5 separate regions of the Mus musculus genome follow, and regions 2, 3, 4 and 5 are each linked to region 1. The links are chromatin loops, found by intact Hi-C in ENCODE. Cell type or tissue: heart. All regions are shown on one strand.

Region 1 (5,000 bases):
CTTCGATTGCATCTTTGATGCTCTCAAGCTACTAGTTCATACTTTTTTAATTCAGCCGTTGGTTTTTTAGTACAAGGCTTTTTTCTGCTCTCCTCCTTCAGAGCCAGAAATGGAAGCCCTCCCTCTCTGTTTTTCCCCCAAGAAATAAAGCAGGTGGCACATTCTCTTATTTGATAAAAATGTCTTTCTGGTGGCTTTAAATGTGAAAGCTAATTTAACAAACAGCAAACATTCACGGTTCACAAATAACACCTTTTCTTAAAAAAAAAAAAAAAAAAAAAAAAAAAAAAAAAAAAAAACAAACCTGTAGCTTTGCTCTATCTTTAATTTGGCCACTTAATGTTTCAGAGGAAAACTCTAATGGAGGCTCAGTTTTTTGATCTTTGTAGCAGGTATAACAGGTGTTAAAATTAATTCAATTAAACCTAGGAGCAAAGCAATGAGAACGCATTTGATAAGCTACCAGTCTCTGCACAGGTTTTCAGAATAGAAGGTAGAGAGGAATTGCTCAGTCCTAGAACCGCAGCTACCACTGAGGAAGAGGTTGGTAAGGGTGTGAGTATGTGAGGGGGGGGGCGGGGGGGCGGGGTGACTCTGGGAGGGGGCGAGGAGGATGCTAGGAATGCTGGGCCCCACAACTTCCTTGTCACCAGCTGTTTCCGATTCAGCTCAGCGTTGGGAGGTGAGATGAGAAGCCTCTTCAGGCACCTTGAGATGTTTCCACCTTTTCCTTTCTTCAAGCAGAGTCACACCCAGCTCTGCCAGGTCCGGAACTCCACCTCTAACTCCACAGAGCTCAGCCCTGCCTAGAGCACTGCCTTTAGCCTCCTTCTCCGCCCTCCACCTTCCAGGTGCAGGCATTTCAGTCAGGAGCCACCATGCCCAGCTCTACTTAGAGATTAAGGGAATGTTCCTGCTATGGTCTCTTATTTATTAGCATTTATTGAATGACTGCGCTTACAAAAAATGGTCTCAATGAAACGAGGTCTGCACAGAAAAAATAAATAAGATAAGGAAAAAATAAGGACATATACAAAGATTGTGACTCTGGGTGAATTCTTTTGTTTATTTCACCAAAATTTAGAAATACCTGCATTACCTTTTTAAACAAACAAACAAACAAACAAAACTATTTCTAGAGACCATCTCCATACACAACAGTGTGCATGGTATGTAAGTGTGTATTTTTAACTTACATTTATGCAAAAACAATCCGTGTGACAAAAAAAAAAAAAAAAAACCTGGCACAGCCCTCCCCCACGCTCCCCCACCCTTTCCCACCCTCCCCATCCCCTCCCCCACTCAGGAACAAAAAGCCCCTCAGTGTTCTTATCTAATAGTGACTTCTCCTGATATATCTGTATCATATTTTCAAGAAAAGGCCGGTTTCTGACCTGTGATAGGCCTACCTATGTGTTGGGTAGATCCAGGTCCACACCTTGCACCTGTGTGCCTCTGGTCCCCTCGAGAGCGCAAAGTTAGACCCGCCCTCATTCTGCCCCTTCCTGTGCCCGGGTGTTGGAGTCCTTTCCTTTCAACTTATCCCTTCCCCATGTCTCTCCCTGAGCCCCGGTCTCACTCACAGCCCCACTAGCCCGGCCCTTGGCCCACATTAGACTCTTTCATCTCCATTTTGTGAGTTTATCCCCGCAGATCCCTGCAAACTCCTGGAGGTCAGAGCTGAGCACCTCTGTGTTCCTTTTTCCAGGCAGGTTGTCTACACATGCTATTAAACTAGACAGGCGCTCTTCCTCATCCCTCCTTTCCCACTCGCCCAATGCTCAGAAATCAAACAAAGCCAGAGGGACCAGGACACGCCCTGGAGGAGCAGGAGGGGACCTGGGACCAGCTTCTCCTGTCTATCAGTAATTAGAGCGGTGGGGGAGGGGCTGCCCTTGGCACAGACAGGTCCTTAAAGGCTGCTGCCCCAGAAACTGCCTTCAGATCGACAGCCAAGGGAATCGCGATGAAAAATTCATCAGCTTCTTACTTTCCGCGGCCCAGCTGCGCCTAGCAGATGACCTCGGCGGGGACAAGCCCGCTGTGAGACACCGTCTGGTCGCTTCGAGGGGGCCAGCCCAGGCCTGCCGGGGAGCACTGCACCGCTGGGCTTTGTGCGTGCGCCATGAGCACGCGCCTATGAGGCCTAGAAGTACCACCGAGGTTTGACTGCTGGGGACCAGAGACAGTCATCGGACCTTTTGGTGCAAGCTACTGGGAGCCAGAGTGTCACTCTCTAGCAGGCGCCTGCGGTCCATCTTGCCCATCATACACTGTCCTACACAAGGCGCGACCTACTAGTGGAAGCAATACCAATTGGGTGGGCACCTGGGATCGTGGAAGCCCTGTAAGCTATAAAACTTCTAACCCTGGAGACTGGTCATCCTAACTAGACCTTACTTTCATGCCACCACCTCCCACCTTTGCTGGCCCCAAGCTGCCTCCTGAAGTTCTGGATGGGGTAGGTTCTCTTGAGCTGGGGTGGCCTGGGAGGATGACAGAGATCCAGTTGGGGAAATGCTACTGAGTTGCAGGTTTCTGGAGGCCTCTCCAGCCCCTGCCATCTGGGCACTGCACAGACAGACGCTGCGTGGGTCCCTAGAGCTTGCCACCTCCGCGCCACACTGCCAGCCATGCCGCTGCGGCTGCAGAAAAGCCTCACGTCCGAGATTGCTGGACCGTGGGTGGGGGTAGGGAGCGCAAAGCGAGACTAGGCGCGGGAGGCGGGGGAGCGGGGGGCCACTCCTGGACTCTGAATTTTAAAGTTGTTTTCTTGCAATCACACTTTAATATGCACCGATGTCTGGTCTGCGGACCACGCAATGTAGTGAGATGCCATGTTGGCCTCTTTGGAATCCGCAGTAGGTTTTTTTGTGCTGTTCTGCTGGGGAATCAAATGTGGTGATTAGGGAAGTTTTATATTCAGGTCAGGCTTTCCCAGGACTAGAGAATGTACTACAACTTAGGCCAACATCGCCATCTGGTGGTATCATCGAGGGACTCGAGCAGGTGTGGGGAGACCAGAGGAATGATGTCATGGTCTGCAATTTTTTTCTTGAGGGGCGGGATGCTGGCTGGCTGCGGATCTAGTATTGCCTGATGCATTGTTTCTCGGATTTGGGGTTTTGCTGTTATTCACAGGTGAATCACCAAGTAAGCAAGGGTCCTTCCTAAAACTAATACCTTACATTTCACCCCATTGCAGAATTGAATTTAAACCTAAAAGACCCAATGGCTTTGACAGTCTTGAAGCAGGACTCCTTATGTGATCTTTCCTGGGTCCGTCTAAGTTGTTCACTTGACAGCCCCTCCCCGAGGTGTTTCTCCCTCCGGAATTCAACTGCAGAATCATCTGTGTGTTCAGAGCCCGCTTGCATTCTTCTGAGTTTCCATTCCTTCAAGACTAAGGAACAGGCTTCACACTGCCTATAAGCATAGGGTCCCATCTTCAGAGGCATCTCCCTGGCTCCCTTAGTCACTCCTCTGTTCTTTGCTTTACCAGATCTGGATAGAAAAGCCAGCTCCCTTGCTCCTCTGTACTTCTGTCCTCAGCATCCCTCAACACTTTGCCCCTCACCTTAGCTCTAGCCAACAACTGACAGCAAGCACCATTCTGCCTTGCCCCTCGTCCCACCCAAGGCTAAGAAGAAAGGGTGGCCTGAGGTCGCTGAGTGGGCTGGCTGCACATTGAAGGTTCAGGTGAGACCGCAGTGCCGCTTGATGGTGAGCCGGCGTTGATTCCTGCACTGCAGATCTTCTCAGTTTCTTCTCCTCTTTAGCTTTGTGTCTGTACAATACTTGGCTAGTTCAGAAGCAGATCCTCCCACTTTCCAGACACTCTTGCTCCTCAATGTTGCCTCTTCTACCTTAAAGTAGTTGTGTCACTGCCTGGCCTTTTATTCTCTCTTACTTCGGAGGAGGAAAAACAAGAAAACAAAAACACAAAACAAAACAAAACAAAAAAAACCTTTCATCTTTTGCAAACCCTGTGTATCTGCTTTTACCTGCAACACAAACTACTGCCTGCAAGTAAACAGGGGTGGGGAAGAAGAAGCCCCTAAGAAAATGTACAGAAAGAATGGCTACTAGCATTCTCAGAAGAATGGATAAAAATACTGAATGCATTTTATATATGTGTGTGTGTACAAGAATAAATATATATATGACTATATATGTGAATACATATTGTATACACAAGAAAGGGAATAGTAAGAAGACAGAAAGGGGATTTTTAAAAGTTTTAAATGCTAGTAACAATGAAAGATTGAAAAATGTAACATTTCACATAAGCTTCCCAGAAATTCCAATAAAAGGCAAAAAAAAAAAAAAAAGATTGACCAATTTTTATCCAAGAAAAGAGAAAAACAAGATGAGCTCCACAACTTGAGGGGATCGAGGCAAACTGATATCGATCAAATGGGATCCTTTGTCTTAAAAAGTCTTCCAGAAGGCTTGGCATGCCTGTGCATAAATCCTACTCTCAGCAAACCAAAAAAGAGGGTTAGCTCATTTAAGGCCAGCCTGGGCTCCAGAGCAAAACTCTCTCAACAATAAGTCTTTAATAATTCCAAAGGGACAACAGCAGAGCTTAAACCAAAGACAGGGCTCATGCGTTGAGCAAAGTTCCTTGGATAGTCTCATTTACAGCAGCTGGAGTTCACTATTCCATACAGGGGAAGTCTCCTTCATCAAATGGGGAAACATGTCTACTGAGTTAGCAACCAAGAAAACGGACGTTATTTCGAAGTGAAGGAGACTTAGCATGGGTCACTGAGTTGTTACAAGAAGAGAAAACAAATTGGGAAAAAGGTATTTCTAGAAATTGTAATCAAACACACACACCTCTGTAGCTGCCTTCAGGAGTCAATGCTTGTGGGAGGCCATTCCCTGTGCCTCTCCGCTGCTGTTCAGGAGCTCCAAGGGTCCATGATATCACTGAGCAGCAATTCCTGACACTTGCCTGGAAATGCCCTGCCAGAAACCTAATGGTGTATGTTTCC
Region 2 (5,000 bases), 1.3 Mb before region 1:
AAATCATATCCAGAGCCTCCATGTGTGATAGAAACTCTTTTGTTTATGATATGTTGGACTTTTAATCTTACATTTCACGTATGAAAGCCTACACTTTATAAAATTATGGGCACTTATACATGTGAGCAGATACAATGCCAGTGACACTGCGCTGCCTCCTGGGAATGCAGAGCGAGAGGCAGGAGGGTGACGTGGCTCAGGTCCCCATGGTTATGTATCTTCTGTTAAAAGGCGATCGCATGAACAGTAGCGTGCACAGCTGTCAGGGATGGAGTTTTGGTTTTCTCTGCCACTTCACTTGCCCCTTGACTTTGGGCGAATCATGTTCCTCGTCTGTAGAATGCCAGGTGATAGTTTCAAATGTCCCCGCTGACCACAAAAGCCACTCTAAGCATATAAAGTGCCATCAAGAAAACATCTCAAGTAGCCTAGGCAAGAGCCCCCAGGACAGGGTTTCTTCTTTTGCAGGCTCTCACACCCACAGTGACTAGCTGCACAACAGAACCTCATTCTGTGAAAGTGTTTACTGACAGGAGACATGAGAGGCCCCAGGATTTTACAGAGCAGGGAACTGAAATTTCAGAACAGCTAAGGATGGCCAAAATCTCTGCAGACTGGAGGAATTTTAGAGACCATGAAGGCATTAGAGGAGTTGGGGGCAGGGAGTGTCTTATAATTTGAGGTAAGGTTTTCCAAACTTTCCAGCCCTCCAACTGGAATTGCACACTGTACTACCACTGGGGCAAATGTTTAACTATAGACAGGATAATGACCAGAGCTCAGCCTTTCTTTCTTCCACACTGGAGATGGAACTCAAAGCCCTGAGCTTGACTGACAGGCATGTGACCTACCACTGTGCTCCACAGCCCACTCTCTTTTCCAATCACATTTATCTATTTTATGTGTGTGCATGTACATGTGTGCTATGAAGCATGCATAGAGGTCAAGAGACAATTTGCCCAAGTTGTCCCTTTCTGTTATCCTGTGAATTCCAGGCATCCATCTTAGGTTTTCAGGCTTGCTGGTAAGTGCCTTTACCATGAGTTTCATGGTGGGTCCCAGTCTTTCTCTTTTCAGGATGAAGAAGGTCAGACCAACAGAGCCTTGGACCTTGTCTGACTGCAAACTGGAGGGGGATTTGGAACAAAAGCTGGCCCACTGGCCCAACCAATCACCCACTGAAAATGGGTTTGAGGCCACCAAGGGCCTCTGGCATATTCTGTGAGGTTATCTGTGTGTGCAAGGAACCTACAGTAATGTGCAAAACAAACCTTGTCGGTGGTTGTTTCCAAGGACAGACTTGTGCCCTGAATGTCCCTCTTCCAGTGTGACTTAAATCTTCATGGAGACACTATTACTGTGCCTGGAAGGTTCTGTGACTCTGACCCTTACACCCCAACGACAGCAGAAGAAATATTGCACGGCACTAGAAGTAATGTGACTTCTGCCTGGCTCATTCTTAGAATTCTAGACCTGGGAAGCTGCCATGCTATGAGGAATCCCAGGCTACAGGGAGAGCTCCCACTTGTGGTCTGGCTGAAATCCCTGGCCTGGCCCCCAGCTGCCAGCCAGCACCAGTTGTCTGACAATTGAATAAGAGGACTTGGGGCTCAGCTTTTGGGTCCCTGATCATTGTATTTGTATTTCAGCCATGTTTGGATTTCTGACCTGGAGAAGTAGAGTATGGTATAAAATGAAGATTCTTACTGCAATCCACCATCAGACAGGTTGTTTATTATACAACAATAATGGGTATTCACGATCCTTGAGATAAGAGTCTACCTTACATTTGTTATTTTAACTTCTACTACTCTTCCATTCCACACTTTCTTCAACTGTTTATGGAGAAAATAAAAAGCCACGTTTAAACGTTTTCTCCTTTAAATTTGAAAAATAACATTCTTTGTATCAAAAGATAGTGTTACACCTCTTTGGGACTATAGCCACACCCAGATTTTAAGGGTATACTACACAATAGCAGTTCAGTCATCTTCTGTTTTACACAGTCTTTATTCACTATAGAGTCCCTAGGCATCTTGCCCTCCCCAGCCCCCATATCTCACAGTCTGCAGGTCAGTGCTATCTTCTACAGCACCCCCTGATCCTGTTCTGCATGGTTCACCATGGTCTACTCATTCTAGGTATTTCCTGCTCAGCATTTCATGGACCTCCAAGGAGCTGAGATGCCCCACGCATTGTTTCAGGGCAGAAAAGACCAGCATGTTCCCACTTCATGTTCACACTGACAGACTTCAAGAGACTCAAAAGACATCTGTTAGTGCACTAAGGCCTTCAGTGCCTACACTGAAGGGTCTAGAACTTACACTTCAAGCAGACTTTTGGGGGCTGGTTTAAGTAGGTTTTGCTGGTGATGTTCAGGATTCTGATCTCATTGATGTAATATATTGGTGGTAGTAGGCCAACATTATTGAAAGGCTGACTGTAACAACAGCAGGACCCATTTTAAAGATACTTTGAGCATAGCTTTGATCTTGAGATGCAGGCTGATGGGGCCTTGGTCTAGGCGGCTCAGAAAAGCACACAGTGAGAATCAAGCCAGAAAGGAGAAACTGCCTCTGTCATACTTCTAGAGTGCTATGGTGTCTGCAATCTTAAAAAACAAAAAACAAGGCAGTTGTCCATTTATTGGGGGAAATTTTTGCCTCAGAAAATCCTGATTTATGAAGAATTACTAAAGAATTCACCAACATAAAACAAACTTTTGGCCAGCAGATGGCAGTAAAGGACCTTGGAAGTGAGTCCAGCAGTGCGTTCTGAAATGCTGGCAGGTAGCTCTTAACAGCTATTGTATAAGTGATTTATGTATTTGGATTCTGCTCAATGTTATATATGCATTACTGAATAAAACATTCACAGTGTATTTTCTAGCAGCAGCTGAGCTCCAATTCCAAGGTTCTGAGGCCTAATTCCCAAGGCTCAAAGGAGCCCCTGACATCAAATTGCTTTTCTTCCCTGAAGAGCTGCTCCACACCCCAGAAAAAGAAATGCTTAGAGCAGGGAGAGAGATTTGATGTGACCGCATCCTCAGAGCAGCTTACCCACTGAGGGAGGACGTGCGAGGAAAGCAAATGCCTGTCAGGCATTTCCTTGAGGCATAGCCGGTTGTTTCCTTCTCAGCACACGTCACACCCTAGCCTTGGGAGAGGAAATGCCTGACTCAGTTTCCACAAGGAAAAGTGGTTATGTTTTGGAGACTCATGCCAAATAAACTACTTCATGATTTTCTCCATCTTTTCCAGAGAACCCCAGCTACCCACAGCCACAGGAGCTGGGAAATCGAATTGTTCCAAACAACAGAGTTAGAGCTATGTAAATGCAGGAGCAGGGATCTGCCTGGGCGCTGGTGTGTACCAGTCAGCCTGGTGCCTGGCATGATGTGATTGTGTGGTGGTCACAGTGCTAGTGCAGGCCACAAGGCCAATGCCGTGCCTCAGCTCCAGGGAAAGGCTCCCAGAGAAGGAAAATGTCTTATTTAGAACAACGAGAGGCAGAAAGTCAGGCTCTCTTTTCTGGCAGGGAGACAGCATCTATAATCAGGGCAGACCAGGTACATCCCTGTGGGAAACACCAACCTGCTATTTCAAACATGTGGCTAACTGATAGTTAAGCGCTTTTCATTTACATGACATTTCATTACACACACATACACACACACACACACAGAGGAAAGACAATGCAGTTATCGCTATCAGTGTTAAGAGCTCACATCTGACCATTTTCTGTAGGCCAGGTGAACGCCAACCATTCTTACTGCATCACTGCAGGTGGGTTGTACAGCTGTTCTACACAGTCGACCCCGTTAGCCTCATTTTGTAGAAGAGGAAGCTGAGGACTATGAAATGCCTTGATATTCCATGGCATATACCATGGATATACCAAGGAGTCAGAACTGAAACGGTGAGAACTAAGACCCAGAGTCTTCCTAATTCCTGCCAGTGCTCTTCATCACTGTGACAGGGAGGGTGATAGCCGTGGTATTTCTCAGTGACAGCGAACACTTTCTTGTCCACAGAGTTTTTAAAAAAAGCTTCATCTACAGGAAAAGCAATAGGTGGGGGAAGAAATCACAGGAGAGATTGCTGTGAAGGAGCAGAAAATTCATTTCATGCCAACATTCCTTATGCATACTAATAGGAAATGCTACAGAACACCAGAAACTCACCAATGCCTTTACTAAATATTATTTATTAATAATCATAAAAATAAATGAGACTAGCTATGGTCTCATTTATCCCCATGGCTTCATTACCAATGCTCTCATGGTATTGACTGCCTGACCCGAGCTCCCTCTTGACCTCTGACGTAATCAGCATGTACATGATCCCTACCCCCACCCTTTCCTTGGCCATCATCCCTTCCGCCAGCACTCAGAGCTCTGGCTGGTCCTCTACCTGGAAATTATGCCTCCATTATCAACTCTCTACAATTACATTTTCTTGGTACCGTAATCTCTCTAACATATACATTTTGTATTATCACTTCAGTGACTGAAATATTTTAATTCCCTCTTACTGCGTATGTGTTTCCAACACTGTATTCTACCCACCTCCCTGGGCTAGAGCATAGGACGTCTCACACACGCCTGTATCACTTACTGCTTGCTAGTTTAATGGCACAGTGGTAGCATCCTCGCCCTCTTCAGTCCTAGTAAGCAAATGCCAGACACTGCTGAGGCTGCCTTGATTATGTCCTGTCCTTAGGGTTAGACTTTACTGGAAACATAGCCTGTGCCAGGTATAGTATTTATCATGCAAAAATCCTCTAAAAGAGACACTGTGCTCTTCATTTTTATCAGTGAAAACTGAAATGCTGAGGTCTTGTCCAGGGTGACAGGATCCACAGTCAACTGCATGCTCCACTACTGCCACCAGCAAATACCTGCTGTGTGTACTGCGCCCAGGTCCTGGAGCCCCTGCAATGGACCCACTCTGGCACATGATGCTGTTGATGACCTGCTCTAGGCTGTTCTCTCTCTCTTT
Region 3 (5,000 bases), 1.0 Mb before region 1:
CTCTGTTATTTCCCTCCTTTGTTTATTATGCCTAGCCTTCCTAGGGTGCTGTTGCACACAGAGCAGTACTAACTACCATTCCACCCAGGGTCCCTGCAGCTCACAGCAGCTCATGGTGGGGTGTTCTGCCCCCCATGGTGGACTCCCACTGGCACTGGCTCATGTGACTCCAGGATGGGCTATTAGTAGCTAATCCCCCATGGCTTTCTCCATAGACCATTACTCACAGACAAGACCCCTCATGCCCCTCTACTCCAACACACACCATGCAGGAACCCACCTGCTAATTGGTATTCTTGCAACTCACAGACCATTTGTCAGCCTGTGGAACTTGATCATCAAGAATATTCTTTCTATACACTGGTATCCTATCATAGAGCCAGGTTTCTGTCAGTCATGCTGGCTCACTTTGAGGATAAACTGATGATACTTCATGAAGCAAGCCAGAGGGGATGGGATAATGTATGTGCTTCTAAATAGGGTATGGTTCCGGTAACCAGAGGTTTTATAATACCCCCCCCCAAAGGGAACTGGATTCTGTATTCTACCTCTCTGAGTCTGTTCACAGGATATGATTCTATTCAGTGTTGTACTGCAGAGCTCAGTAACTAAGTCAGTAACTGAGTCAGATATAGATCGGATTCTTTTGTCACTTGTCAACTATATGGTATTATACTAGATATTTATCTCTTTAGTCTCATCTTTCCTTGATTCAATTTTAATTCATTCTTTGATTTCTACTTTTGTTTTAATTTTCTGCGTATGGTGTTTTGGCTACGTATATGTAAGTGTCCAGCATCTGTGCCCAGTGCTTGTTGAAATCAGAAGAGGGGACCCAATCCCCTGGAACAGGAGTTTGGTCATGTTAGATACCATGTGGGTGCTGGGAATTGAAGCTGGGTCCTTTTAGGAGCTGGCAGTGTCCTTTAACACAGACTCATCTCTCAAACCCCTATTCTTTGTTGTTTTGTTTTGTTTTGTTTCGTTTTGAGACAGGATCTCGCTGGCCTGAAACTCTGTAGATCAGGTTGGCCTCAAACTCAGGTTAGACTGAAGTTTACCATCAGAGAATTGGACTGAAGGCCATGCTAGCACTCCTGGCCTGTCTATTAATTCTTAATTAATTTCTAATTTTATTCATGGGAGATATTGACATTAACCTTGAGTTGTAAATATTAAGAATGTTATCTGTAGCTCTCAGAGTAGTTTGTGACATGGAATTTGAATCCACCGTGCATTAAACTTTAGTTAGACTATTATCTATTGTATTGTGGTCATTTTTTTTAGGCATTATGGAAGGAATTAATTTCAGAAGCACAATTTCTGAATCATTTTCTTTAGAGTGAATTTGAACTCAGAGCTGAGCTAGTATTTTAAGTTGTAAATGTAGATTGCCTTCATTTGTTTAAGAGGATTAGAAGTAATATTTAGTGTATTTTTCTCTGAAATTTTATTTTTATGATAATTAGGTTCTTAGAGATTCAGAAGTGAAATGTTTCTGTACTGTTTATTTTGTACAGCGCTGTGTAAATACAAATTTGTGTTTGTTCAAACTAAATTTGAAAGTAAAGTCTAAAACTACGGTTATGACTTTAAATCTAAAATAACAAGTTTTTTCTTTTGACCTGAGTGTTCTAAAACATGTACTAATCAGTGAGCTCGTGTAGACATGAGAGACTGTGAGTGCAAAGGCAGATTCATTTTTTCTTTTTTAATTCTTTAATTTGTGCTTATGATACGCAATCAGCACTCTGAATTTTCCCAAGCTCTTTCTCGAGCTGTTTCTAATAATAGCCAAGGTACTGGTGAGTGGCTGTGTAGAAGACTGTTCTATTTACAGCAGCCTCATTGTTGTTATCTGGATCTCTCTTGTTCCTCTTGCTGATCAGTAAGTGCCTTTTAAGTTAGAGTTTTCTAAGAGTGCATTGTAACAGAAGTGAACCTCAGCGGGAGGTTTCCAAACTGGAGAGCCTTACCTAGACACAGCAGCAGAGGGCGCTCGGTCCCTCTTTTCACGATAACAGAGCCTATAGCAACCATCTCTCTTTTGAGCAGCTAAGCAGGAATTGTTCATATTAATTAAGTTTTTCGAAGATCTTGTTCTGTGATCTGGAGCTAGGTGCCTTAGAGTAAAATAGGTCTTATTTCAGTCTTGGGAAAACGGAGTAAAACAGGGAATTTCCTGAAACTCTGCAGGAGGAATAAAAACGCATATACTAATGAGTGAGATTTCAATGAAACTCAGTGAATCCTTCTCTTTCCTTTCCATAGTCTGGCTAATGCGCAAAACATCCATTTTCTTAAGAAGACCCAAATGAAAACCCCAGGAATTTGCATTTCCTCTTGAATAGTTTCCTTAATGAAAGGTGTTTGAGACATAGGGTTTAAACAAATCAGTGACTTGAAACATTGTGGCACCTACTTGAAATTTAAACCTTTTTATTAGATAGCTAGTGCCTCTTTGCTTTTAGCCAACAAAGACCCGTAAGAAAAAGAAAATGAAAAAATAAATAGCATTTCTGGACCCCTATTGCCTAGTGCAGGCGGATTATATTCCCTGTGATCTTGTTCGCTCATATTATGTGGTGATTAGAGCCAGGCTTCAATCAGCTGAAAGATTCCCCAAGGCAGGGTCTTGTCCCACCAGTGCACATGGCATGCCCCGTCTGACACCAGGGCAACTTGAGAATTGAGCCAGAGATGCTGCAGTTTGGTGTAGCAGATGCACACTGGTGGTTGCCATGGAGATTGCTAATACTGCTGAAACTCAAAGAAAGGGCACTTGCCACAGCTCAGGAGCCTGTGTGAAAGTGAGTGAAAAGCAAGTGGAATTCAGAATAGGGCCTCAGCTACTTGTCCCACATGGAGTTTTAATTTCCTTTCCTTTCCTCTTCCTTTTTCAGAATCTAGATTGAAAACAGGGCAAGTCATAAGGCAGGCTGGAGCCCTCGGAGCTCTCTGCAGCCTGACATATCCTTGGGATAAGTGTATATTAACAAGCAGGCATGACTAATAGGATTGGGGTTGGGGGCTGGGCTGGCGTGTGGCAATCCTTCTGGAGCCTCTGGTCTGCTTGTCACTGGGGCTTACTAGGCACCTTGGGATTTGTCTGCAGCATATGTGCTGCTGTTAATGATTGAAAAATTACCACAACAATTAGTCACGGATCACTGAAGGCAGGGCCCCAAATGTGATGGACAATGTGATTAAATCCATGTATGTGACAATTAACTCTCCTGCAGGTTTATCCATCCAGGGAACGTGCCCTAGGGGTGAGAGCAGAGTGGGTTGAGACGATGGGGAAGCGTGGTGTTAGAAAGGAATAGGGGAGGTGAACGCCACAGACGAGACTGATGCAGCTGGCACTATTGGTTTTTAATCTGATCCGGAATTAATCACGGTTTGATTAATCCTGGCTTTATTGCACCTTTCTATTGCCCATTTATTTATTTCTGCCTCAATTTGATGGAGGTGTGACTGATTAAATTCTGCTCATTCCATGTTTTTGAATTTTTTAAATTTGGCTCTCCATTGAACACAGTGTTCTAGGTGGTCCAAAGTCCAATTATCTTGTAAGAGCTTAACAGGCACCAGACACAGCATGTCGTGAATCCCCCCATGTATCACAGCTGAGTGACTCAGAATAAATATTTGTTTGTTCAGTAATCTGCCAAGCAAAAGAAGCCTGTGATGTCAATATGCTTGGTTATTTGGAAGAAATAAGATTCCCCACCTCCCAACTTTGGTAATAAGAGTAACACAAACCAAGAAAATTTTGTGCAGAAAGGAAGAAAAATATTTGTATGAACTTATCTTCAAATACATTTTTGTAGCATAACAAGGTCAAGTTATGCTTGTCACTTATAGCTGTGGCTGTACATTGCTTTTTAAACCACATGCTCTGTTCTTTCTTTAGATGATTCTTTGTTATCCATGTTGCTTATGAAACACTGCACTGTAATAATGCCTAGGAGGCTGTGACACAGAGCAGCCCAAGCAGAGCCTGTTGCTTTGTTGTACCTCCGGGGCCTGGGATGTGCTGTGTTGCTTTGTATCTCCTGGGCCTCAGATGTGCTGCTGGGTGGCAGGTGGCTTGCCCCATTCAGAAGACATGGGAAATTACATGGTCTACTTATGGTGTTGCTTCATTTTTCTAATAGAATTTGGGAGAACAATTTTTATACCCCCTACCTCCCACCCCAGACTCTATTGGGTTGTCTTCTTATCTGCATTTTAGCATGACCTAACCACATATGTAAACTAGAACATTTGTTTGTGGTGTGGGCCATAGTAACTTCCAGCACAGTAGACTCAAAGACAAAAATCAGCCCAAGAAGAGTCTTGCTGCTCTGTGAGAGCTCAGAGAAATATTGTGTCATTGATAGTACCACTGATTTGAGCACCAAAAAAGAGTGTCAGCCTGCCTGCAGATGGATGATAGGGAAGCCCAGAACCTCTGTCTTCCGCTGGTTAGCCCACCCAATGCTCCCCTGTAGCCAGCCTCGTATGAAGACTGGAAAGCTCTTCCTCAGGAACTGGCATTCTCTTCTACTGCACTCCATTCTGGAACCAATGTTCCAGCTCGGTAGTCACCGATAGCAGTTCATCTGTCCTTCTGTCCATTTAATTGGGAATGTAATGACCAGGACTGACAGCCAGTCTCTGTCCATTTGCTTGTTTGTCCAAGTGTTATTTCAGTTGTTTATTATTTACCAGCTGGTTTGCCATGAGTGAAGCAGTGCGCCTAGCACATACAGTGGACATGAAAATGGGAAATATAGTATTTTGCTGCAGCCAGAGTACAGAGATAGATGAAGTAAAAGGAACTGTATTCAAAGTGGGAATTGGCAATTGCTATGGAAGCACACGAGATCAAAGACATAAATATTGCTGGCAGGAGACGTGACTTTTCCTTAGATTTTTTTGCAAGGTTTTCTGGTACAAGTCTTTGAATATTTTCTCAGTTCACTGATAGCAATGGCCAAAAGACTAGATTTTTC
Region 4 (5,000 bases), 520 kb before region 1:
AGATCCAGTTGTTTCATAAGTTCTGTTAGTTTCACTGTGTCTCTGTTTAGTTTCTGTTTCCATGATTTGTCAATTGTTGAAAATGGTGTATTGAAGTCTCCCACTATTATTGTGTGAGGTGCAATGTGTGTTTTGAGTTTTACTAAAGTTTCTTTAATTAACGTGGCTGTCCTTGTATTTGGAGCATAGATATTCAGAATTGAGAGTTCCTCTTGGAAGTTTTTTTTTTTTTTTTTTTTTTTTTTTTTGATGAGTATGAAGTGCCCCTCCTTGTCTTTTTTGATGACTTTGGGTTGGAAGTCGATTTTATTAGATATTAGAATCTACTCCAGCTTGTTTCTTCAGACCATTTGCTTGGAAAATCGTTTTCCAGCCTTTCATTCTGAGGTAGTGTTTGTCTTTTTCCATGAGATGGGTTTCCTGTAAGGAGCAAAATGTTGGATCCTGTTTGTGCAGTCAGTCTGTTAGTCTATATCTTTTTATTGGGGAGTTGAGTCCATTGATATTAAGAGATATTAAGGAAAAGTAATTGTTGCTTCCTATTATTTTTGTTGTTAACATTGGCATTCTGTTCTTGTGGCTGTCTTCTTTTAGGTTAGTTGAAGTATTACTTTCTTGGTTTTTCTAGGACCTTGTTTCTATCCTTGTATTTTTTTTTTTGTTATTATCCTTTGAAGGGCTGAATTCGTGGAAAGATAGTGTGTGAATTTGGTTTTGTCGTGGAATTCTTTGGTTTCTCCATCTATGGTAATTGAAAGTTTGGCTGGGTATAGTAGCCTGGGCTGGCATTTGTGTTTTCTTAGTGTCTGTATAACATCTGTCCAGGATCTTCTGGCTTTCTTAGTCTCTGGTGAAAAGTCTGGTGTAATTCTGATAGGCCTGCCTTTATATGTTACTTGACCCTTTTCCCTTACTGCTTTTAATATTCTCTCTCTATTTAGTGCATTTCTTCACGAACTATTCCACAAAATAGAAGCAGAAGGTACCCTACCCAATTCGTTCTATGAAGACACAATTACTCTGATACCTAAACCACAAAAAGACCCAACAAAGATAGAGAACTTCAGACCAATTTCCCTTATGAATATCAATGCAAAAATCCTCAATAAAGTTCTCGCTAACCAAATCCAAGAACACATCAAAACAATCATCCATCCTGACCAAGTAGGTTTCATCCCAGGCATGCAGGGATGGTTCAAAATACAGAAATCCTTCAACGTAATCCAGTATATAAACAAACTCAAAGACAAAAACCACATGATCATCTCGCTAGATGCGAAGAAAGCATTTGACAAAATCCAACACCCATTCATGATAAAAGCCTTGGAAGGATCAGGAATTCAGGGCCCATACCTAACCATGATAAAAAGCAATCTACAGCAAACCAGTAGCCAGCATCAAAGTAAATGGCAAGAAGCTGGAAGCAATCCCACTAAAATCAGGGACTAGACAAGGCTGCCCACTTTCTCCCTACTTATTGATCATTGTACTTGAAGTCCTAGCTAGAGCAATTCAACAACAAAAGGAGATCAAGGGGATACAAATTGAAAAGGAAGAAGTCAAAATATCACTTTTTGCAGATGATATGATAGTATATATAAGTGACCCTAAAATCTCAGTCTAAATAGTCTGCTTTTCGCCATCTGGTAAACTCTGGAGTCAGTTGTTATAGTTGTCTCTGGTTAGAGCTTGTTCCTCTCGTGATTCTGTTATTCTCTACCAGCAGACTGGGGACACTAGCTCTCTCCTGAGTTTCAGTGTTCAGAGTACTCTCTTCAGTCAGGCTCTCCTCTTACAGGGAAGGTGCACAGATATCTGGCGTTCAGACTTGCCTTCTGGCAGAAGATGAAGGCCCGAAACAGGACCTGTCCCAGAAGCTGTTAGCTTATGTTGTCCATACTCTCACCTGTGCAGACTAGTCTCGGTGGAATCTGGGAGCCAAGATGTCTCCCGCAGATGCTCAGGCAAAACCCTCCCAGGCGGGGCAGACACCTATCCTCTGGCAGGGAAGTTGCCTGGATGTCTGGAGCCCGAAAAGGGGGCTGCCTCAGAAGCTCTGTGGCTCCTGCCTGTCCCAGAAGCTGTTAGTTTCTGTAGTCCACACTCTTACCTGTGCAGAGTAGTCTCGGTGGAGTCTGGGATCCAAGATGTTTTCCACAGATGCGTAGGCCTTGCATAAACTCTTAAACTGTCTTTTTGGATGAGGATACTGCTTGGTTTTAAAAATTACATCTGATTAGTTCAAATCATATACCATAAGGGAGGTTTGCCTTCTGTATGGGAGTTGCAAAGTCTGGATCTTTGCTTAGATGGCTCAGATCAATCAGTCAGTCAAATTTCCTCTTAATTTGTGTTGTGTGTGGTCTTCTAGAGACCATGGAGAGTAGCTCATGTGCAGACAGCTCTAGAGTGAATTTGAATAGTTCTTTGAACATGAGTAAAAGGAAGCTGAGCAGAGTGAGCAAGCTTTATGAAGACAATATTTGTGCAAAGAGGCTTTGCTTACTGCTATAAGCTTGAGAAGTGTCACCTAGGCTGAAGCAGAGCCACATAGCAGGCTGTGCTCTGGCTTCCTTAGCCCTTTGAAGGGAAGTTAAACTACCCATTTCCAGGAAGAGGTTAAAAGCACATTCAGTTAGACCAGTAGAGGGCACTGCATCTCTGTACTTGCCTATGTATTTATCTGTATGTTATATACTATTACATATGTACTATAACAATGTATATTATAGCAGAGCACAGCATATTTATATATTTAACATTCTCTTGAAAATTTCCTTTCTTGCCTTTCCATAGGAATTACTTATGAGTGAAAACATGGTTTGCCGAGGAGATATTTGCGATGGTGTTTTTGTGTGTGAGCTATACAAAAATATTTACCCTTCTTTATCAACAAACATGGGGAATGAGAAAAGTAGAGAATTATTTTAAAAAGAAACATTCTTAATTCAGATTCTAGATTTCAAGGGTAGAGGTCACTGCACTGATTTTTTTTCTCCTAGGAGGAGAGAAATTTCTTGAAATGACTTTCATCGCTCAAATGCCAGGATATGAACCTTGCTTTTAGATTGCTTCCTGCTGTGCTTGGACCCAGACCCTGGAGTTGGAGATGCCTAGAAATAAGAGCCTACAGATCAAGGCCGAGTCCCTGGCTCTATGAAGATGCTCTGGCTTCCCCCAAGCCCCTGTCTCTGTGTACTGTCACTACTTACGAAGGTCCCACTTAAGTTTCTCCATGAACTCTGCATATTTCAAAAGGCTGCATCAAAATGGTTCCCAGAGAGGAGCCATTGTGCATGGTCTCTGCTCCACACTTTTCATACCCAATCGCTCATCAAATGGTCTGAGCAAGCGGGAGTTAAATACCGCGAGGCAGATCGTTAAAGTTGAGAGAGTTGGGCCTTAAGTCCAACGCAGACCTCAGATCCAGGAGGCTTTCTCAGGTAGGGTCAAGTTAGCTGCACTGACTAGGAAGAAACCAGTCTCTTTCCTCTCGAACATCAGGCTTCTGCAGGCTGGAAAACAAGCTTGGAAACCCTCCAAAGTCCAGCTCAGCTGGAAAGAAATGTCACGGACTCACTCTAAAGGGGAGAGGGCTTGCTTTTTAATTTTTGCAGATGAACTCTGCTGCTGTGGCACCCTTGAAGTGTATGGAGATAAAAATCTCTATATAGTCCTAGACTCTCAGCGATCAGACTGCAGTGGAGAGAACCAGAAGAAAGAGAAAGATATGGGCTGGCAGGTGTGAAAGTGAGAGTTCAGGAAGACTGTAACATCTGAAAGAATGTTTACATCTCTGAAACTGTTGCTCACCCTCCTCTCTATTTCCTTCTCCATTGAGAAGTAAAGGCTCACTTCACTAGTAATACATTGTATATTAGCTGTTACAGTTACATGCCTGTAACTTCTAATATAATTAAAAACCATTTAAATACAGAGACTGGGGTCAGGATATAAGAGCGCTGGCTGCTCTTGCAGAGGACCGGGGTTTGGTTCCTAGCACCCACATGGTGCCTGGAAACCTTCTGTAATACCAGTTCCAGGGACTCCAGAGTCCTCTTCTGGCCTCCTTGGGCATCAGGCCTGCTCTTGGTACATAGACATACAAGCAGGCAAAACAATTAAAATGTAAAAAATTGACAGACTAGGCACACAAATGGTTACTAATGAACGAATTCTGGTAACACAGAATTTAAGGAGTCCTGTGACTCTGTTGCTAAGGTCATCTTTGTTTCCTTGGTCATCCTCCTATTCTAAGCCAAGGCAATTTTTTTGCATTTCACTTATAAAAGATTAAATACAAACAAACACCTTGACTACTCAGCTGGACATGGTAATTCAACACCTATAAAACCAGCACTTGAGAGGCTGGAGCAGGAGGAGCCTGGCTAGTTGGAGCCTAGTCTGGGCTACATAATGAGTTCTAGGCTAACTTGTGATACAGTTCAAGAACCTGTCTCAAAAAACAAATGAAAGCAACAGCAGCAAAAGACAGCTCATGTGGTAAAAAACCATCCTGCCTCTATTAGATAAAACTCGCTTGGTTTGGCTTTTCTGAAAAGCAATCAGTGTGTCTCAGGAATTTCTCTTCAATTGCATTTTCATAATAAGAAAGTGAATGAAGATGTAGGCTCCACTCTCTTATTGGAAAGCTATTTTGGCAGTGGGTCTTGGCTAGGTTAGATGTCGACTAGGAAATGAATGGAACTTACTTTGCACAAGCAAGCCCTGTCCTGGCCCCTGTTATGTCTGATTAAACATAAGCAAGATGCTTGCTGGAGGATCAGTTGTTTTACCGCCCTAGAGGTAATGGGTCCAGGGAGAATGGAGCCGATCAATGAGGCAGACTAAAGTCTTATGCCATAGCCAACTTTATTCAGAGCATCAGACGATTTATACTCTGAGTGTTAAAAAGAGTTACATTACTAGCAAGGCGTTCAATCTCAAGGACAAACCTCAAATGGTGGACAAGCTGCATAGAGCAAAACAACATCAACAAA
Region 5 (5,000 bases), 580 kb before region 1:
TTTCTCTAAGAAACAGGGAGACCCTCCCTCCCTTCCTGAACGTGGCCTCTATTTTGGTCTGTTTTGGAGGGGCTTTGCCTTTAACTAAATGTAGCATCACCCCAATTCTCCTTAAACCAGAATCAACTGTTCAAGAGTCCTAGGCAGGCTGCCCACTCACAAGAAGAAAGATTGGAGATTATCTCAAAGGAAAGATTTTTGTGGAGCAAGAAACTGCTAAACTGCCACTTTTCCTGGGTCCAAGCCTGTCCTGGTGCAGGCCTGTAAGGGTGGAAAGCTTATGGTAGTGGAAGATTCTCTTTCTTAGCCTTCCTCAGGCCACCGAATCCCCTTAGATAGTGCAGACTTTAAACCAGGGAACTGAGCCTGAGGGCAGCCTTGGCCAGCAGGCAGAAAGGCACAGATGCCAACCAGCAGAATATTGAGCAAATGGGGCTGGGGGTCGAGAGGGGAGGAGGTGGGGGTGGGAGGAGAACGAGGACAGAAGATGAGGGTGGGGAGTGAGTGGCATGTACTCTGACCTCAGCAGAGCCAGCAGAAGGGAAACCCAGGGTCAGAGAGGACACTTACGTGCACACGGTCTTGATGTTCGTCTTGTCGTCCAGGCCCTGCGGGTAGTTGGCCATGCTGTCGCCCAGCTTGAGCAAACAGTCTGAAAAGCCCTTAAAGACTGCATCACACTTGCCCGCTGCTCTCACGGCCTGCACCAGGTAAGCTGTGGGGAGGAGGGACACCAGTAAGCATCACCGCCACTCTGCCCCACTACTGACCCTAAGGCTCCTTGGCGTGGTCTCTTTTCTGATCCAGCACTGTGGCCCAGGATGACCTATTTGCATTCGGTCCACCTCTGGTGCAGATGGAGGGATCCGAGGGAGCGTGGGTGGGTGAAGAGGGATAGCAGGGAGGTGAGTCCATTTATTTTTCTCCAGCCCGCTCCCAACTGCTCTCTATTTCTTTTTCTGTTTTCCTCGCCCCCTCTTCTCACCTCCCTCATCTCCTTTATTACCCTTTTTTTCCTCACTCCCTCCTTGTCTCTCAACACTTCCTCCAGCAAAAACCCTGTCACGTCTCGCGGTGCAATCTTCCATTTTTGTGGTGGCAGAGGAGGTCTGAGAAACAGTGTGCTGGGGACGAAAACGGGCCTGGGAAAGGTGGGGAGGCTGGGGTTACGCAGCTGAACTAAGCGCCACACCCCCAGAATAGCCATCGGGTACCCGGATCTTTGCCAGGAGCTCAACAAATAATTGCTGAATGAATGAATGAATGAATGAATGGTCTTTGGAAGACCACAACGGCCAAGGGAACAGGATATTATTATTATTATTATTATTATTATTATTATTATTATTATTATTATTATTACTGTTATTTTTATTCTGATTGCCCAGCTCGGAGTCTCTTCTTTGTGAAACTCTTAGGTGAATACTTCCTCTGCACCTCTAAAGAAGGGCAATAAATGTCAAGAGACCTAGTTGGGATGAGGATTGGTCTCAGTAGCTGTGTGTGTGTGTGTGTGTGTGTGTGTGTGTGTGTGTGTGTGTGTTCCCGCGCGTGTGCGCGCGCGCCCTGTTTTCTCTTTGCTTCTCTGCATCTCTCACCTTTGCACACCCCTTTTATATCTCTGGAAACAGCTAGGTCAGACCTTTCTTCTCAAGGCTGCAGCCAGGCTGCTAGGGGCCCAGCAAGCTGCGGCCTAGAACTTTGGCTCGGACAGGGATGGGGTGGGGGCTGGAGATGGCACAATCTGTGGCAGAGGTGGTGGGGGAGAGAAGAAAAAATTTCAGGCCACACTGAGGTCTTAGCTTCCATACTCAAACCAACCAAACTCGGAGGCGGTGAATTTAAGAGCTGCTAGGTTCCGGGAAGGCCAGCGCAACTTAAACTCCATTTCTTCCCATCTAGTGGCTAACAAAAATCCCAGGGTACCCGAAGGGCTAGAGAGAGGCGCAAATCACCGCTGTAAGGGCGGGGAAGGGGAGACGGTGAATTCCAAAATGGAAGTGGGCCATGGGCTCTAGGGGGTCTGAGCTCTGGCCTCTTCTGCGTCCATCCCGGGGTGAAAACTCCCAGAAGGATAGATCACCTAGCACCCTCAGTCTCAGTCTACCTGTCTCTGAACATCAAGCTACTGCAGACTCGCGGGAAGGTGACCCAGTCAGCTGCAGACAGCCGAGAGCTGCGCTTGGCAGATTGCAGCAGGAAGAGCTAGGCGGGACTAGTGCTTTCTAATCCGGAACGGGAAGCTCTGCGGAAGGGAGCGAGGTTAACTTCCACCTTAGCTGGGGCAAACACACAACCTTCCATAGACCTATACCGATTTCACGCCGATTTTAAAAAGAAGAAAAAAACCCTTGGCACTATAATAAAAGCAAAATTTAAACACCGACACCGTGTCTTATGAATACATAAATCGTTGTTCTACTGTAGCTCGGCCACGATGAAAGAAATCGCATTAAGCTTCCTCTATAATGTATGTTACAAACATGCCTTTGCGAGAAGAAAACAAAATGCAACCTAGCCTCTCTGGCCGCAGGCCCTTCCTCACTCATTGCTCCTCCCCCTTCCCCCAAAATCAGCGTTGGATTTTAAAAGAGGGCTTGGGGCTTTCTGGAGGCGGGAAGCTTTCCTGTCACTTTATTTTTTTTCCAGGCGTTGCTGGAGCAGACCCCGCAGGGCGCATGTGTGTGAGCGTGTGTAAAATACGAATTCGGGAACAGTTCTGTGTCTAGAAATTGTGGCTTCTAGAGCTCTTGCACTGGAAAGCCGGAAGCAGTGCGCGGGACAGAGGGTGCAGGCACCACACATCGGTCGAGTTCCCAGTCCTTTCTGAACCCGGTTTCTGTAACCCCGAGACAGGCAGCCGGCCTGTCTCCTCTGCATCCCCATCCAGTGCGGTTTCCATGTTCTCATTCATTTCTTGGACCTCTCTCATTCATCCCAAACTTCCTCATTCGTTCTCCATCCTCTACTTCCCCGCCCCTCCCCAACCCCCACGCTTCTTGCCAAATGTCAGTAATTTGGGACAGCTTCTATCCATGAATTAATAAAGACTGAGGCTCCAATGGGGGGCGGGGGAGAAAGGTAGATATTTAGGAACATACATTTTAATTCCACTATGAAAATTTTGGTCATCTTCAGGCTGAGGTTCATCAAATGCATCTCTCCTGAAATTACTGTTTCATTATTTCTATTCTCATCTACTAGGAAAACAGAGTCCCCAAACATCCTCCAGGTGAAGTCCCTATCTTAAAACATTAGCTGTTTCTTAATCTATGAACATTAGTCGTCTAACTGCAAAATGCCACACTCACTTATTTCTAACACTTACAGCATTTGCTGCCCTTGGGATCTATGTCCTAGGATGGTTGCAGCTCTTTGAACTAATGTCAAAGGCACAAAACCACCAGATGCAAAGCATTAAGTCATCTCCTAAAATTAAAGGAAAAGGCAACATCCCGGTGCATGCTCCTTGCTTTGCAAAAATCCCAGTTTCTGCAAAACAATAAACAAATAAACAACCAAAAAAATCCCCCAAACAAATTCTCAAGAATATGGCAAATGCATATGGACCCCATAGAAAGAATCAGTTTTAATGCTCCGAAAGCCCCAATTTCTCTATATTTCTTATGAAGAAAAAATGTTAAGTATTTCTTCTCTTGTCCCACACAAATTCCCTGACGCACCCCTGAAATGCTGCAAGGATTTGTCTGTAAAGAACGCTCCAGCCTGGCACGAACAGTTTTCTCCATCTGCAGAATAACCACTGGGAGACTTTCTATTTTTTTCCTTTTGTCCATTCTATTAATAAGCTGCTTTAATTTCCCTTTTCAGTTACATTAATTAATGTTTCCATCCAGTATCACATAAGCGGATTCACTAGTACTTAAAACATTTGCATTTTGGATGGAAAAATATAAACTTTAAAAAAGCCTCCCAACAGTGTAGCTGAGACTCACATTCCTTAACATGAAATGGGGGGGGGGGCTAAATAAATCCATCCAATAAACCGCCACAAACAAAAATTACAAACCCACGAAAAGACAAAATGCGAACACGTTAAACCACTTTCCTGTATAAAAATAATAGAGATGCTAATCTGCCAAAAATCACAGACACACATGACCCTGAAAAAGTATATCAGTGAATATTTGGTTGATTTATCCTTCTCGGAGTAGTCTGCGGTGCCCGGAGCAAACGCTGCAGCTAAGATCTAGGGGGAGGGGCGGAGGAAGGACAAAGTTCTAAATGCTGCAGTTTGAGGGCAGCCTTAGAATATCTTTGCTTTCTGCATATAAACTTTTCAGCCCTAGCTACCTAGGCATCTTATTCCTCCCTTTACCTTTTGACCCCTCAAGATAGTATCTTGCAGTATAACAGGGGACAAATGCTACGAGCGCTCAGATCCTGTTTTAACCCCAAAGAGGGAGGAAAAAAATGGATGTGCGCTTTGGAGAAAAGGGAGAACCCCCCTTGGAAAACAGCCGGTCACACACACACACTTCCCTGCAAAAGAAATCACTTTCTTTAGGAAAACCAAACCAGAACTCCTTCCAGAGTCCCCAAGAGCTAATGCCCCGACTCAGGGAGTCTGCAGGGTTTTCTGCAACCAGCGGCAGACCCTGGCCAGCAAGTCCCCTTAGGCGCCTCTGGGGTAGGCAATCTCCGGTCGCCTACCAAGCCGTACCGGGCGGCCACTTACCTATTTGCACCGCGAGGATCAGTGAAATATATCTGCCGTTCAACTTAAGTCCCATCCTACGTTTAGTCAAACCATTTGCGACCGCAGACCTTTAAATAGTTAGTTTAGAGAACGCGGGGGAAAGCTGAAAAATAGGCATTGCCAACAAGTTCCGGGAGCGACAGAGACTTTATGCACTGGGAAGGCAGAGGGAGGAGAGAAAGAGAGGGAGCGAGGAAGAGACAGAAAGAGAGTGAGAGAGTGAGAGGCTGGGGGGGGGGGGGGAGAGCTGGGAATGGTTCACTCCATTAGGAGGGGGCGG

What was found. Peaks named below come from ENCODE experiments on the same cell type or tissue, not always from the same donor. Only the 100,000 strongest peaks of a DNase experiment are listed, where the experiment ranks them.
Region 2: it touches region 1 in a loop (10-fold over the local background); 26 of 42 quality-filtered maps call a loop at or near these places.
Region 3: a loop joins it to region 1, with 6 times the contacts of the local background. A loop is called at or near these places in 30 of 42 quality-filtered maps.
Region 4: a loop joins it to region 1, with 5 times the contacts of the local background. A loop is called at or near these places in 26 of 42 quality-filtered maps.
Region 5: a loop joins it to region 1, with 5 times the contacts of the local background. A loop is called at or near these places in 10 of 42 quality-filtered maps.

The regions. Positions count from the first base shown.
Region 1 is chr13:37,309,766-37,314,765 of GRCm38, forward strand. No RefSeq gene overlaps it. Among named protein-coding and RNA genes, the nearest start is that of Gm40913, 21 kb to the right of the region's middle. RefSeq lists an enhancer at 1,201-4,045. In heart, a CTCF peak has its summit at 2,987 (motif pointing left); a DNase peak (open chromatin) is centred at 2,986; H3K4me3 peaks cover 1,498 bases; H3K27ac peaks cover 1,506 bases; H3K27me3 peaks cover 2,171 bases.
Region 2 is chr13:36,016,691-36,021,690 of GRCm38, forward strand. All of the region lies in intron 2 of Lyrm4 (LYR motif containing 4), which reads right to left. Among named protein-coding and RNA genes, the nearest start is that of Ppp1r3g, 51 kb to the left of the region's middle. In heart, CTCF peaks have their summits at 1,529 and 2,730 (motif pointing right); a DNase peak (open chromatin) is centred at 1,521; H3K27ac peaks cover 551 bases.
Region 3 is chr13:36,280,277-36,285,276 of GRCm38, forward strand. All of the region lies in intron 4 of Fars2 (phenylalanine-tRNA synthetase 2 (mitochondrial)), which reads left to right. Among named protein-coding and RNA genes, the nearest start is that of Gm40912, 75 kb to the left of the region's middle. In heart, a CTCF peak has its summit at 1,984 (motif pointing right); no DNase peak of the experiment used is centred here; H3K27ac peaks cover 805 bases.
Region 4 is chr13:36,786,925-36,791,924 of GRCm38, forward strand. No RefSeq gene overlaps it. Among named protein-coding and RNA genes, the nearest start is that of Gm30489, 35 kb to the right of the region's middle. In heart, a CTCF peak has its summit at 2,638 (motif pointing right); no DNase peak of the experiment used is centred here.
Region 5 is chr13:36,729,537-36,734,536 of GRCm38, forward strand. Nrn1 (neuritin 1) reads right to left here and starts at 4,941. Exons shown (of 3, transcript NM_153529.2): 1 at 4,700-4,941; 2 at 571-715. The coding sequence starts at 4,754. It overlaps Gm30177 (a long non-coding RNA gene), which reads left to right. Exons shown (of 2, transcript XR_382190.4): 2 at 1-2,386. In heart, no CTCF peak of the experiment used is centred here; no DNase peak of the experiment used is centred here; H3K4me3 peaks cover 2,892 bases; H3K27ac peaks cover 315 bases; H3K27me3 peaks cover 3,585 bases.